2 separate regions of the Mus musculus genome follow, and region 2 is linked to region 1. The links are chromatin loops, found by intact Hi-C in ENCODE. Cell type or tissue: heart. All regions are shown on one strand. Links, peaks and the distances in the headings refer to the core of each region. The heading gives the core; the rest is flanking DNA.

Region 1 (8,335 bases), core at 255-8,254:
CAGATCTCCTAATTATGGAGTTACATACAGTTGTGAGGTATCTGACATGGGTGCTGGGAATTGAACATTGCATTCTCTAGAAGAATGGTAGGTACTCTATATTGCTGAGCATCTGTCCAATCCCACCTGAGGGTTTTTTGGGACTTCCTTGAGCTAGAACTAGAACAAAGTAGAAATGGAACCCGGCATAGTTTAAATTCACTATAAGATTTAACTTGTTTGAGAAAACCCTTTACCACTTTACACTCACAATAAAGAGCACACACATTGCAGATCTCTTAGGGAGATAATGCTTTAGTTACCAAGGTCTCCCCATAGCCCAGGGCATCATATCTCACATCGTGCTGAGGCTGATGTTTTCATACACACACACACACACACACACACACACACTTACTTTACATTGATATAAATATTGGGATAGTCAGTGAGCATCTCTGGGATTCTATAGCTCTAGTTAGAAATTCCTAGGTCTCAGGTGTCAACACATTCTCTACTGAGTGATACTCTCACGTCACATGCTAAACAGGCAATGGCTTCCCAGCTAGACGGAAACAGGAAAGGTCTAAGTGGTGCCTGGGATTGCTTACCCTTTAATAACTCTTTTAGAGCTGATACTGAGAGCATTTGTAATTCATCTCTACTTCCATTTAATCATCCATGGTTGGGAGCATCCATTTCTGTTTATTTCCTCTGGAGAAGCAAAGCTGCACATTTAATTACTCCCTCCCTTCTTCATCTCTCTAGAAGCATAGACCTCTCAGTCATATGGGCATAAAACCCAGTGTGTCTCCTGCCATGGGAGAAGCCGGGCCACTCACACCAAAGCTCTCATCTGTAATTCCCGTCCTCTGCTGCCTCTTTCCCTGCCTCCCCTGAACACTTTCCAGAGGCTCCTTCACCCGCGCACACCCATACCCTTCCCTTTGGACTCCAGATTAGCTTCCATTCCTGCCTGTTTTCATTGTCCTCCATCCCTGCAATGCCCTTCCACCCTGTAGCCAGGACATTTAAAGAGACCCATCTCACATCATCTTTGCATCTGTTGTACTGGGAAGAAAGCATTAAGCAAACTGATGCAAACTTTGAGTCCTCATGGCACTAAACATCCACTTTGTGTTATTATATGTAGTTGTGACCATTTCAACTGTTCAGTGAGGGAAAGCGCACCACTTTACCTGGGATACATCACAGGCTACCTTGAAATGTGTCAGGTGAACTGAATATGGACAATGAGGTGGCTTGGCAGGGTGTGTTGGGGAGGGGACTGTACTGAACTCGCAAGCAGCAATACTTAGGGGGGGGGTCCATTAAATCCCAGCAAAAGCACAGATGAGTCAGACTTTCTCAAGCCCTTGTCCAGGGGGCTTCTTGATATGTATTTGATATATATTCTAGTTTCTCACAAGCAGGCTGTGAGATGCAAAGGCAGTTTGGCTCAAAAAGAGGTCAGATTTGAAGCAGAATCCACAAGGCTCACCCAAGCTTTGTGTCTAGAAGCTTCTGAAGTTTCTGAAGCTGAGGACACTCAGGAGTGCTCCAAAAAGCTTGGGCAGCTGTTTCCCAAACTGTTATCTCCCTTCAAACCCTGACCTATGTCTTGGGGTCAGCATAAAACCCAAAAGTGACAGGTGTTCATCGTTCATTGAGGTTCATGCATGACAACAGCTACTGTATGCCTGCTACCAAATTTGATTATCCACAGTCATCCTCTGAAATATGACTTTCAATTGCCTCCATTCACAGCTTAGCCCCAGAACCCTAACTAAGGATCTCAAGAAAATGAAGACAGGACAGACACCTACATAGAAAAAACAGAATTGACAGGGTTGTGTCCTCCCTGATGGAGTCATGCTGTTTAGCACAGCAGCCCAGATACAGCACAGAGGGAGGGGATGGCTGGCTTTCAGAGGATGCCTTTCTAGAGAAGCGGTCTTGGGTTGTAAACATGTGAGAGGAGCAAGCTGCCATTGCTATTTTCTCTACACGTTGCTCTACTGTTTGTCATGAACCCTGGAGGAAGGCTTTGTTGATTCTCAGAGCCGAACTTGGGGAAGGCTTTGCCACTGCCTTGGTGCTGGGACACTTGTGGCCCATGCCAACAACACTCATCCACTCACTTGGGCTTCATCCACTCTTTACACCCAATGGGGGTGATCTTTAACGCCACACAACAGTTTTTAATATCTGTACCCATTTGATGGATTAAATTCGCTTAATAATCTCAATAGGCACAGAGAACTCAAATGATAAAAATCTATGATGAGGTTTTGTTTATTTACATTGAGACAGGTTCTTATAGCTCAGGCTAGCCTTGAACTTGCCAAGTAGCTGAGGATGGCTTTGATCTCCTATACTTCTGTCTCGGCCTCCCAAGCACTGGATTATAGGTGTGTATAACCACAACCACTACCCATCACCCATTAAAAAAAAAACTTTAATAAACTACAAACAGACAATTCTCAGCCTGGTAATTGTTCTCTGTGAAATGCATAGCTACTCACACAGTTAATAATGAAAAATGTAAAACTTGTTCTTGCTAGAGAAAATGGCAAATGTGTTTGCTATTATGTAATTTTATTCAATATTATCCTGGAGGTTCCAGCTAATGCAATTAGGAAGGAAAAGGGAAAAGGAAAAAAAAAAACAATAAGAAAAAGGAAGGAGGAAGGGAGGTTGTATAGACTTTATCACAAAGAAGGATGTAAAAACATCTCCATGGGGCTATCAAGACGGCTCAGTGGTTAAAAGCATTTGCTAGCCTTGGCAGAAAAGCCAAGTTTGGTTTCCAGCACCCACTTTGGGCAGCTCACAACCATTTGAAATTCCAGTTCCAGGGGATCTGATGGTCTTTTCTGGTCCCTCTAGGTACCTGTATACACATATTCAGACAGATATACATATACATAAATAAAAAGTATATCTTTAAAAGTATTCTAGTTGCATATGCTGTGGTCATTTGTATAAAATCCTAAGGTTTCTGCTAAAAACTCTGAGACCTAGTCAATGAATTCATCCTGATTGTGCAGTACAAGATCACATTTAAAAAATCAAATATATTTCTATAACAATCAATGAATATTCACAGAATAAAATTAAGAAAAACAGTTTGCTTATAGTACAGCATAAAAAGAAGAAATTATCTAGAAACAAATAAAAAGAAGAAATTATCTAGAAACAAATTTACCAAAAACAGTACAAAAATTACATTGTGCAAACCACAAAACACTGTGAACCAAAGTCTACCTAAGTGGCCAGGCTTCTCACGCTCATAGATTGGAGACTTAAAATTCCCAGCCAAGTGGTGGTCCTTCAAGTGGGCTTCATATTAGCCACACACCTCGCTGGCATTGCTATTACTAGTTTCTGAAGAAACTGAACGGATCCTAGAATGAGGTAGAAACCGAAGGACCCACTACATCTGAAACAATCCTGAAAAAAAAAAAGGAGAAGAATAGAGTTGGGGAACTTATGCTTCTGAATTCCAAAATTTGCAGACACCGAGCTGGAGAGAAGCCATGGAGCCTGCCCAGTCATCAAGAGTGTGTGCAGATCAGCAGAAGACAATGAAAGCACAGAGCAGAGCCCTGTCTTGTCTGGTCAGTTCGTTTGCGCCTTAGTTCAACACGGGGAAGAAACATTCTGTTCAACAACAATAAGGGCCAAGTGTCCATCCACATGCAGCACTGTGAAGTTGAACGACTTCCTCACACCACCCACAAACCTTGTTTCAAAATGATTAATAGACCCATGAGAAAGGGCCAGGAGACGGATAAAAAAAAAAAGTAGTATATCTTCATGACCTCTGATTAGGTAAACCCTCCTTAGGCGTGATACCATGAGCTCACACTGAAGAGTAGATAGATTTGGCTTCTTTAAAAATTAAACATTTGTGCTTAGGAATGACTAGTGGTAACTAACATACAGAATGGGAGTTGTCATAAGGAACTTAACAGCATATCGGAGAAAGAGAAAGAACTCTTATAAAGCAATACAGACAGCTAACAAGCACCCAAGAAGAAGCTCTGTACCACTTACTCTAGGCCAGTGTTAAAGATAGTGTGCACCGAGGCACTTGGCTGCACATCCTTGCAGGCTGTAATATACACAGAAGATAAAAATGCCAATGAGGTTTAGAGATACGAGGACCCTCACACATGTCGGCTTGGAGTGTAAAAGGGTCTGGAAGTCCTCAGACTATAAAGTTTCCATATGATTCATTAGTTCCAGCCCAAGGTACACAGCCCAGAGAAAAGAAATTGATGTATACATGAAATCTTGCTTACAGATGCTTCCTGTAGGCTTATTTGGAAAAGTCAAAGGTAGAAAAATGCAACGAAGTATATACAAAGATAGAAAGGTGGATTCTCAGTTATGGGAAAGTGACTTTGCATTTCGGCTCAGCTCCGGAAGAGTGAGCCACTGGGAAGCTCACTCAGCCTCTAAAGGGTTGGATTTCAGTTACTTTCAAAGGCAAACGCACTTGAAAGTACCGAGTTCAGTGGCTTCTTTTGACTGTTTATTTTTTTTCCCTTTTTCATAATGGTGGAGATTCTAGTATTGCTCTACGCACCTGGAGGAGATTAAACAATGAGGTAGGATTGTTAGTTAATTATCAACTCATAACAATGAGAATCATGACAGAGAAGTGGTCTTGCAGACAGGATTTCTCTGTGGTCAAGAAGGTTGGCACATCAAGTCTCCCTTTTCCAGTGCTTGCCTAACTCTTCACAACCCAGCCTGGGAAGGGGAGGCCATGGCAGACAAGGGATTTTCTGGGCAGCTGAGCTTGGCTGGAGCCAACCCCTATGCCTAGTTCCCCATCCACATTTGGGTTTCCCACTGGGTTCAGACTGCTTCTTCTTCATTTTTGGCAGAACTCTTTGGCTCAGAACACAGCATTCTGATAAGTCCAGTCAGTGCTCGGAGTCCTTGGGAGGTCAAAGAGCCTGGGACCCAACCGTCGTCTATGCGGTGACAGCAACCAGATGCTGTTGGCAGCCAGAGCCAGGGGATGAATAAAATGCTAAATGAAATGGCCAGATGCCCAGGGTCCTCTCCTGTTCCTCACCCAAAGAGACAGAGGAGGAAATGCCAGAAGTCCCACCGGTCCTCATTGCATGTGAGGGACTTATTTGGAGGGACACCCTCAGCCAGCATTCCGTGTCTATTCTGGGAGGGGTTGGGCAGAGGCAGCCTGAGGACCAGCTGTTAAGAGAGGGAGGAGTGGGTTGCATGACATGTGGGGTTTCTAGCTTGCAGGCACATATGGAGCTTATCCATCCACTGCAGTCTGATGGAATGCATGGAATAGAGAATGGACAGGATATATAATAAAAGCTTATAGCGAACTATTACATGTTAGGGCTTTCAGTAAAAGCGATCTGTACTGGCTAGTTTTGTGTCAATTTGACACAGCTGGAGTTATCACAGAGAAAGGAGCTTCAGTTGAGGAAATGCCTCCATAAGATCCAGCTGTAAGGCATTTTCTCAATTAGTTATCAAGGGGGAAAGGCCCCTTGTGGGTGGGACCATCTCAGGGCTGGTAGTCTTGGGTTCAATAAGACAGCAGGCTGAGCAAGCCAGGAGAAGCAAGCCAGTAAGGAACATCCCTCCATGGCTTCTGCATCAGCCCCTGCTTTCTGACCTGCTTGAGTTCCAGTCCTGACTTCCTTTGGTGATGAACAGCAACATGGAAGTGTAAGCCAAATAAACCCTTTCCTCCCCAACTTGCTTCTTGGTCATGATGTTTGTGCAGGAATAGAAACCCTGACTAAGACACTATCCAAATATGCAATTGTACTTAATCATCAAAACAAAGTCATTTTACTTTTCTTTCCTTTTGCAAATAAGGAAACCAAACTCACTCACTGCCATGGGCTCAGTGGTGGAGGAGAAGATCGAAGCTACCTCTCATGTTGATCCTGTTCGAAGCAGGAGGTCAGATTCATCCGTGAGGGGTAGAGCTGTACTGTTAGTGCAGCTGGCTATGGATGCACCCAGGAAGGTTAGTTAGCCAGGCAAAGTGGAAGGAGAAAGGATAGTGGCTGGAACAAGGTGGAGTAGGGCATCCTGGACTCTGTTTGTACTAATACTAAATCTTTTTTTTTAATTAGATATTTTCTTTGTTTACATTTCAAATGTTATCCCCTTTCCTAGTTTCCCCTCTGAAAATCCCCTATCCCCGCCCCGCCCCCCACCCCTGCTCCCCAACCCTTCCACTCCCATTCCTGATCCTGGCATTCCCCTATACTGGGGCATGGAACCTTCACAGGACCTAGGGCCTCTCCTTCCATTGATGACCTACTAGGCCATCCTCTGCTACATATACAGCTTTAGCCACAAGTTCCCCCATGTGTTTTCTTTGATTGGTGGTTTAGTTCCAAGGAGCTCTGGGAGTACTGGTTAGTTCAAATTGATGTTCCTCCTATGGGGCTTCAAACCCCTTCAGCTCCTTGGGTACTTTCTCTAGCTCCTTCATTGGGGAACTCATGCTCTATCCAATGGATGATTGTGAGCATCCACTCTATAGAGAGTCCAAGTCATCTCTCTGGAGAATGTGGGACCCAGTGTGGAGGGATGGGCTTATCCCTACCAGGGGCCTATAGTCAGTTGATGGATCACTCAGTCTGGTAGGAAATGGACCTTTTTCCTCAGAGACTGACTTGAATTCTGAGTTCAGAATAAGTTCATATATATTCAGTTCAACTGACTCCTCAAAGACTCCCCAGGAAGTATTAGAGGAGAGTGGAACCTTTGGTCCTGTTTTTTTTTTTTTTTTTAATGCAAAACCCATGCTAGTAGATGAGGAGATGCATCAATTCACATCTGGGATGGGGATCAAGAACAGGAAACAGCCTGGAGGAGATGTTTTGAGAAAAGGGGAAAAGCCTTCAGCAAAGACTAATGGGATAGCTGCTGGCTGTTGCTCATGTTTTTCCAGGTGGACACTGTCTAGCTAAGTCCCCTAATTGAAACACTCCCTCCTGGAGGGAGGAGGAAGTCTCATCAGATTCAGGAAGGGAGTGAGCCTTACAAGGCCAGTAAGCTGGTGAAGGCTACAACCCAAGGGCTTAGCCCTACAGTTCAATAAGCAGTAACTGTGGTTGGGGAATGGGAGAGTCCTGCAGGGGAAGCTAACCGAAAGTGGTACAGAGCAAAGCTTCAGGCTGCAACTTCTATGAGTTGTCACCTAGGCTGCAGGAGCCTCTAACTCACACTTGCTCCTGTAAGTTACTAGTAAACTCTCTGGTGAGCTAGCTAGACCTGTGCAGAATGATTTCCTTGGTCTGTCATTGCTCTCCCATGTGAGGTGAGTAGGCTTTTGTTTAGGTCTCCCCAGGAGAAGGTACATATTGGTGGATATGCCCCAGACATCTGCAATATGGACATGTTGGCTTTCTGAGAATGACTACTGGAAACACACTCCAGGGATGCTTATGAAGGAGTGGATTCCTATCACAAAGTCAATAAATTCAGCAAGCAGCTTCCCGCCATCCCCTTTCTTTTCTGTGGTTTTTGAGGAATGTATGTTTCACATCTGTCTTTTCCATTATCGGCTGATATCCACACCTAAATCCTGTGTGGGTTCATCTGCTTGCCAGATCTTAAATCACATGACTGTCCTAAAGCAGCAAAGGAGGCTGGGAAGAGTAGGCATGGTTTGTCCTTTTAAATTCTCAGAAGTCAAGTTTACTTAGAAAAGAATTGGTCACAGCAACAGGGATGGACAAGAGGGAAGGATTAGCCAGCCAGTCCTGTCTCACAAGCTTTCACCAGGGTGCAGGGCTTTTGTTGATCTGGAGGTGGGAGAAGAAGGAAGCTCCATCCAATTCCCGGTGTCTCCAGGAAGATCTCTGTGTTGTCTTTGGAGGTGCCAGGTACTTGAGGAGTGGCTCAGAAGGCTCCAGAATCCTTTTGTTTGTCCTGCCACCTAAGACGCTTGGGCTTGGGCTCTTGGGTTCTGTGCATTGTCTGGGCCAGTTAGCTATTGGCCCAGACAATGCACAGAAACATTTAGTCCCTTGATGTCAGAGACACTTGGTCTCTACCCTTCTCCAGACCCTAATTTAAACTTCAGATGTAGTTATGAATAAAGTATAGTTCCTACTCATTCCCCAGAGTGGTGTTCTTTGTATTGTAAAATGTTATTCAGCTTTGTGTCACTATAACAAAATGCTTGGGGTAATTTATTTATAAAGAGAAAAATGTTTGATTTGTCTCATAGTTTTGAAGGTTCCAGTCCGTGACGGATAGGCTTCATTGCTTTGGGATTCTAGTGGAAATATTGGACCACAGTGGCAGGCAGTATGTATTAAACTGCTTATATCATGAC
Region 2 (8,335 bases), core at 321-8,320, 98 kb before region 1:
AATTTCCAAATTCATCTGGAACAACAAAAACCCCAGGATAGCGAAAAACTATTCTCAACAATAAAAGAACTTCTGGGGGAAACACCATCCCTGACCTCAAACTGTACTACAGAGCAAAACTGAATGGTATTGGTACAATAATAGGTAGGTAGATCAATGGAATATAATGAAGACCCAGAAATGAACCCACACACCTATGTCACTTGATCTTTGCCAAAGGAGCTAAAACCATCTAGTGGGGGGAAAAAAAGACAACATTCTCAACAAATGGTGCTGGTTCAACTCTCTGTTAGCATATAGAAGAATGCAAATTGATCTATTCTTCTCTCCTTGTACAAAGTTCAAGTTCAAGTGAATCAAGGATCTCCACATAAAACCAGACACACTGAAACTAGGAGAAAAGAAAGTGGGGGAGAGCCTGGAGCACATGGGCACAGGGGAAGATTTCCTGAACAGAACACCAATAGCTTAAGCTCTAAGATTAAGAATGGACAAATGGGACCTCATAAAATTACAAAGCTTCTGTAAGGCAAAGGATACTGTCAATAGGACAAATCGGCAACTAACAGATTAGGAAAAGAGTTTTACCAACTCTACATCTGACAGAGGGCTAATATCCAATATATACAAAGAACTCAAGAAGTTAGACTCCAGAAAACCAAATAACCCTATTAAAAACTGGGGTACAGAGCTAAAAAAAGAATTCTCAACTGAGGAATACCAAATGGCTGATAAGCACTAAAGAAATGTTCAACATCCTTAGTCATTAGGGGAATACAAATCAAAACAACCTTGAGATTCCACCCACATTAGTCAGAATGGCTAAGATTAAAAACTCAGGTGACAGCAGATGCTGGTGAGGATGTGGAGAAAAAGGAACACCCCTTCATTGCTGGTGATATTGCAAGCTGATACAACTACTCTGAAAATCAGTTTGCTGGTTCCTCAGAAAATTAAACATAGCACTACCTGAGGACCCAGCTATACCACTCCTGTGTATATATCCAGAAGATGCCCCAGTGTGTAATAAGGACACATGCTCCACTATATTCATAGCAACCATATAATAGCCAGAAGCTGGAAAGAACCCAGATGTCCCTCAACAGAGAAATGGATACAGAAAATGTAGTAATGTATACATTGGAATACTACTCAGCTATTAAAAATAATGAATTCATGAAATTCTTAGTCAAATATTTGGAACTAGAAAATATCATCCTGAGTGAGGTAACCCAATCACAAAAGAACAGACATGGTATACACTCACTGTTAAGTGGATATTAGCCCAGAAGTTCAGAATACCCAAGATAAAATTCAGAAGCTCAAGAAGAAGGAAGAACAAAGTGTGAATACTTCTGTTCTTCTTAGAAGGGGATCAAAATAACCATGGGAGGAGATACAGAGACAAAGTGTGGAGCAGAGACTGAAGGAAAGGCCATCCAATGACTGTCACATCTGGGGATCCATCCTGTATACAGTTACCAAACCCAGACACTATTGTGGATGCCAACAAGAGCTTGCTGACAGAAACCTGATATACCTGTCTCCCAAGAGGCTCAGCCAGTGCCTGACAAATACAGAAGTGGATGCTCTCAGCCATCTATTGGACTGAGCACAAGCTCCCCAATGGAAGAGTAAGAGAAAGGACCCAAGGAGCTAAATAAATTTTCAGCCCCATTAGGAGGAACAACAATATGAACTAACCAGTAACCCCAGAACTCTCAGGCACTAAACCACCATCCAAAAAAATACACATGGAGGGATCCATGGCTCCAGCTGCATATGTAGCAGAGGATGGCCTTGAGGGACATCAATGAAAAGAGAGGCTCTTGGTCTTGTGAAGACTTGATGCTCCAAGAATGCTAGGACAGGGAAGCAGGGGTGGGTGAGTTAGTGAGCAGGAGGAGGGGGAATAGGATAGGGAGGGTTTCAGATGGGAAATGAGGAAAGGATAAAATTTGAAATGTAAATAAAGACAATATCTCATTAAAAAAAGAAAAAGAAAAAAAAGAAAGTGTGATTCACACACACACACACACACACACACACACACACACACACACACACACAAAGTGCCCTAACCTAAATGAACTACAGGTTTTGTAATTTAGCCTGAGGGATAAATTGAAAACCTTTTGCAGGACGCTTTAGGGTGAAGCTCTGGCCCATCCATTACCCTAGGACTCTCCCTGTGCCAGGAACTTCACACGTTTAAAACCAGGTTCAGCTACATTCTGGTTCAAGGACCCTGAGGCAACCATTACTGAGGGGTCACTTGATGTTTTATCAGCAAAAGGAGGAAAGCCTTTCCTGCAAGGTCAGGAGCGCAGCCCTGCAGCTCCAAGATAACCTCCAACTCACCCTCATGTCTGCACCCTCCCCTTCCCCTGCTGAACTTCTGAACTTCCCCTGAGATTACCCTGCAATTGATCTCCCCCCTTCTAGATTCCTCAGCTAAGACCCTTTCCTGCACATTCCCTGGGACGTGTGAGCTCTGCGTTCTCTTCATTGGCTTGTGTCTGTCCTGTCCTGGAGTTTGTAAGTAGCTGGGCTCTGAATTTACCTCCTAGAACCATCCCGGAGCACAGCCACCTTCTAACACATGCCAGTCTCACAGACAACACCAGCAGGATGAAGACAGGAACGCCTTCATGTAGGCACTTGGTAACTATGCAGGATTTAGATTTAATTGGTAGCTAAGTGTGCGCCTGAACTGCCCTCCATGAGGACAAGGGGAGAGGGCTGTGTGTATGTGTGTATATACCCTCTATGTGGAGTCTAAAGTGATTGTGACAGGGGCCAGTCTTACAAAGAGACTGTAGCCCTACCCTAATCACTGGCCTCATCACAACTCTTGCAAAGCCCCAAGCAAACAAATTAGCCACAAATGAGGAACATTTTTAATGAATATACCCTTGTCTGTCTGTCTTTCTTTCTTTCTTTCTTTCTTTCTTTCTTTCTTTCTTTCTTTCTTTCTTTCTTTCTTTCTTTCTTTCTTTCCTTCTTTCTTTCTTTCTTCATTCAGGCTGACAGCTCAGCAGAAAAGGTAAGTAGTCAGGCTAAGCACACATCTACGCTTGAACGCAGGCACGCACGCACACATACACACACACACACACACACACAGACACACAGAGTACACAGAAGAGGGGGTGCAACCCACTGGAAGAAGTCCACCTGCGGCTGTAACAGCATGCACAGGTGCATCTGTTCTGATGGTACTCTGTGTGATGGACAGATGCACCAGGGAGAAGAGGCAGACAACAGAGGCCACTGTGCCCTCACCCCCATTTAGGCACAGGCTGACAAACAGTGTGTGACGTTCAGATGAACAAGTTTCTGGTTGGTGGGCTGAGCTCACATGGGCATGTGGCAGGACTATACTCTCTTGACCATAAACCTATGGACCATTTTAATAAGGAGTATTGTTAAAGCAAGTCCAACAAGACCTGATGGAATCAGATGGTGCATGAAAAGAACCTGAAGTAGAAAGACACATGGAGGCAGGCACCCTTGTTTTGTTATGTGTTATAGGATTCTTGGTGTGTTCAGGGAAATACATTTTGCCTGATTATGCATTTATGTGACTATAACACTTGGACCTCACTAGACTATTACTCAGCCTTGCCCATTTTGACTTTCTTTCTTTCTGTAGGTGTTAGAAACCAAATCCAGATCCTTTGAACAAGCGACCAGTGTTCTTAAACACTGAGCCATTCTAGAAGTTCTTCAGGGACGATCCCTTCCTGCTTGCCTCTTATCCAAATAGACAAATGCCCTTCCCTTCCAGTCTCTCTTCCTTCAGCCACACCTTACTGTCTTCCTGGGGTATGGGAGTGTAAAACACCTTGACAACAAGTACCAGCTTGTGAAGCAGGAGAGAAATAGAAACATACCTCAACTCATTGCCAGGCAAGACTTAGAAGGCATCCATTTTGGTCACATCATCCCTTGGATGGAGAAATGGCCTATGGGAAAGAACGTTCCAGAACAGTGCTATAAGCAGAGTGAGAATCTGGACCTTGTGATACTTTGCATTGACTTCGGGATGAGACGAGAGCAGCCTGTTTGGTCTAGGTTCCATCCCACTCCATCCTGGCTTTGTGACCTGAGGGAAGTTACTGAATATCTGTGGGCCTTGGCTTCCCTTTCCTATGAATGAATAAGAGCACTGCCAAATTAATGTGTGGAGTCATGTCTTAAGCCTGATGATTCCAGCCCCACAGGCAGAGACACACTGCAGAATCACAGGTAAGTGTAGCCTGCGTCTACCACACCAAGCATATCAGATTGGCATCACTCTCGCATCCTAATTACATCTTTTTAAAGAAATGGCTGCAGCAAATTCTGTAGTCACTCTGACGCTGGTGCTGTGTCATCATGGAGAAGAAGTTCCCTGTCTGTGACCTGCTGTCTGCTCACAAGGATGAGCAGTATATCTATCGATGCAGCCTGCCCAGACAGCCTGAGTCTGGAAAGCAGGCAGGGCCTATTGCGTTGCACAAGAGGTAATACAGTGATAGGACTTAGTTAGTCTAGGACTCTGTGACCTGTCTGCCCAGGTTTTAGGGATACACGTGCTTCTCATCTACATGTGAAGGGAAGAGAGGCATCTTCGTGACCCAGAATTTTTAAAACGTGACCCAGCATTTTTAAAACATAGGGAATAAAATCTAAGCACTCACTTATGCTAGACAAGTGCTCTACAGCAGTGTTGCAACCCAGCCCTACCGTGTGTATTTTGTTGCCATGTATAGTATACGTTCCACAGAGCTTTATAGTCATCACTTCATGCACCCAGCCTTTCTTTCGTGCTTTCCTCCAGACATTTCCATGTGCCTTTCCATGTTGATTTTCCTATTGTTTAAAGGACACGATTTTATGTTTCTGCTCTGATTGTCATAAAAATCATTTTTTTTTTTGCTCCACTCTTATTTGAAGATATTCTTAGGGCTTATGTAGAATTCCAGGAGGCAGATAATTTCTTTCTGTATTTTGAAGATGTCCTTCCATTGTCTCTTGGCTCACATTGTTTCTGCTTAAAAATAAGCTGCCTTAGGTGCAAGCGCAGTTTAATGGCTTTCACAAACTAAGCATGCCAAGAGTAGCAACAAGAAGAAGGTAGACATGCCCTACCACACGCATCCAGAAACTCTTTCCTAACACTACCAGCACAAGCTGGCTTTTAATTCTTTTCTGTGCTATATTTGAATGGAGTCACAGAGAACTTGTGTTGGGTCCTGTTCAGAATGTCTGTGAGGACTGTCGGTGAACCTGATCTTGCAGCTATAGAGGCTACGTTCTCAGTGCCGAGGGTTGTTCCATGATGGGAGGCACTACAATTCACTGATTTATTCTACCTTGGATGGGCATTTGGTCAGGGCCACTGGTGCTAAGAATATTCTAGTACATTTCCTGGCAAGGCATCCAGCTACACACATCTATGAAAACACACATGTTCAGCCTTGGTTGCTGCTGCAACCAGTTAGCTGCAGACAGTGGTTGTGATTTCCAGTCGCACTAGTGTGAGTGATCTGTTTTGTACCATACTGACCAATAAACTTTGTCTTTTTGGTCTCTGTCACCCTGGGCGATACTCATTGCTGAAACCCCAGGCTTATGGGACACACAGGCCTAAGAGCAGAGGTGTAAGGCAGTAAGGTTTCCAGATGCAGAGAGCAGATATAGTTGTGTTGTCTCTGTTTTACATAATGACCTGAGAACCTCTGAGAACCTCCAGGGACTTGCCTATGGCCACACAGCTAGCAGGAGACAGGCTGTAGTCCAGATTATTTTGCTCTACCCCTGAGCCCTAGCAGACCAGACTAGAGGCTCCTTGTTTTATTCTGGTGCAACATGCTGCCTGCTTCTCTTGAATCCCTGTGTTTAACTTTAGGTATTGTCTCTGGGTCTTTTGTTCTGCACATGCATGCATGTGAGTGCACCTCTACACCTACACACACACACACACCACCACCACCACCACCACCACTACCACCACCACCACCACCACCACCACCACCACCACCACCACCACACCATTGAAGGATGGAAAGCAGAACATGTACAACTCAGTTTTCAATGATCTTCCTGGTTTATACTGATTCAGTCTGAAAATCAGAGCAGAGACAGTATTTTCCTGAGTTCATAAAACTACTTGGCAACCAGGCAAACTCCTGATCTGCTAACCTGCTGCCACCCTACTTGGCCATTCCTCTGGTCTCCTGAGCAATGCTAAGGGAAGGAGAAGACAAATTTGTGTTTCATATTCTTGGAACGAATGGATGTTTGCTTTGAACCATAGGTAAGGGTTATCCAGTATGTGTGTATTTGTGTGTGTGTGTGCATGTGTGTACAAGCAACTGTGCTGTGGTAGCCCCAGCATATCAAACATTGCTACAGTTCTTTGCTTCAATTTCAAAATTTTCATTTGAGAAAATCTTTAACACAAATACTTTTATATTTTTCAAATACAGTGATGATTTTGATTATTTGTGAATGAAGCACATACAGATGCATCACACACATGGCGAAGAGGTGTGTGACTACAGGCAGTCTTTGGGAAAAGCTCATGCTGTCCCCAGTCTCTCTCTCTCTCTCTCTCTCTCTCTCTCTCTCTCTCTCCTTTCCTCCCTCCCCCCTCCTTTCCTCCTCCCCTCCCTCCTCCCCCCTTCACCCTCCACACCTCTGTTTCATGGTTGTGTCTCAAGGCATATGCTCTCAGCCACTGCTTTAGCATCAAGGGTATCTGCCTGCCACCATAGCCTTTGCCATGAATGTCAAGCACTCTAACCTTCTGAAGCTGTAAGCCCCAAATAAACTCTTTCCTCTATAAGTTGTCTTGGTTATGGTTATTACAGCAATAAAAAAGTAAGACATGAGGAAAGATACACAAGATGGTTCTCTGGTATTCATTGATCATGTATACCTACCACACACACACACACACACACACACAGAGAGAGAGAGAGAGAGAGAGAGAGAGAGAGGTTGAGGATCATCAGCACAGACAGAGTTGACAACATATCCAGGTCTCTTAACTTCCAGAGGAAGGATTCTTTCATGAGCTCTCAGATAATCCAGCCATGATGGTAATGGGCTGACTCTCTGAAACTGTAAGGAAATCCCCAACTAAATGTTTTCTTTCCTATGTTGCCATGGTCATGGTGACTTTTCGCATCAACAGAAAAGTAACTGGGACAGTTGTGTTGGGGGGAAACATTGGGTGACAGGAAGATGATATATCTGGGAGAAAGGACATCAGGGAGTGAGGGTGTCAGAGAGAGGAAAAGTCAGAGACAGGGTGTATCAGATGAAGGATGTATAAGAAAGAGAGTGTGACAGAAAACTAATTTGTGAGCATTTAAACATTGGAGCCCATAGGACTTCGTTAATGTTGTCTGCTGACTTATGTCCTGTGATGGTGGACTTGCTATTTAACACCACACATGCATCTTGATCTGAAAAACAGGGAGGCTCACCCTAGTCTGCAGGTTTGTCATCAAGTGGGGGAGAGGCGGTGTCAACTCTGTATTTTAATAACATGGCCAGTGCCTCTGAGCTCAGACAATATTTCCTCTAATTAATGTTGTGCTGGATATTAAATTTCTGACCCAAGCCTTCACCCTGCGGAGGAACCCGGAGGCCCAGTGAGCAGCTTTTAAAAATGAGTTGCTCACAGTAGGAGGAAGTCTTTTTGTCCCCTGTCCTGGCTTCCCAGACTTCAAGTCAGGCTCCTTGGTCCCCCCAATAGCACACTTCTTAGATTAAGGTCAGAAAGGCTTGAAAGAAGCATTCTCTACTGCCAAAGAAGGGACCTTACTCAGCTGGTCTTTGGGGCTTTGCATTCCTCTGTGGTATTTAGTGGATGTAAATAAAGCCAAGAAGACAATCTTAGCCCAGAGGCTGACTGGGTAATTCTCAGTTTGGAGCCACAAGGCCTTTCTATAAATACAGTCAGTCAACCAAAGAAAAATAAATGTTTCAGCATCTGTCTTACCTACACTGTGTTCTATCAGAACCTCTGGGCACGTTTCTGATTTCTTCCTGTGGAATTACTCTGAGAGGAGATTATGTAGGGACATCCCCACACCTATTCTCACACAGAGGGAGGAGCATTATTTGAAGGGGAATAAAACCTGCAGAGTTGGGCAATCAGGTAGCACATACCTACTATGTGCAATGAGGTTCTTCAATGCATCCACTACCTTCTGAAGTCCCAATTGGGGCAGAACCAACTAGCTCTTCAAGTCTTGCTCAACAATTTCTATCATTAGAGCAGATCCTCCTGAGTCTTCCTTATTGACACTTGAACACTAGGCCGGACTATGGTCAC

What was found. A loop is a pair of places that touch in the nucleus more often than their neighbours do. Peaks named below come from ENCODE experiments on the same cell type or tissue, not always from the same donor. Only the 100,000 strongest peaks of a DNase experiment are listed, where the experiment ranks them.
Region 2: it touches region 1 in a loop (2.0-fold over the local background); 2 of 42 quality-filtered maps call a loop at or near these places.

The regions. Positions count from the first base shown.
Region 1 is chr15:67,297,053-67,305,387 of GRCm38, forward strand. All of the region lies in intron 5 of 1700012I11Rik (RIKEN cDNA 1700012I11 gene), which reads left to right. Among named protein-coding and RNA genes, the nearest start is that of 1700012I11Rik, 74 kb to the left of the region's middle. In heart, for the core only: no CTCF peak of the experiment used is centred there; a DNase peak (open chromatin) is centred at 4,949.
Region 2 is chr15:67,199,107-67,207,441 of GRCm38, forward strand. No RefSeq gene overlaps it. Among named protein-coding and RNA genes, the nearest start is that of 1700012I11Rik, 23 kb to the right of the region's middle. In heart, for the core only: no CTCF peak of the experiment used is centred there; no DNase peak of the experiment used is centred there; H3K27ac peaks cover 1,378 bases.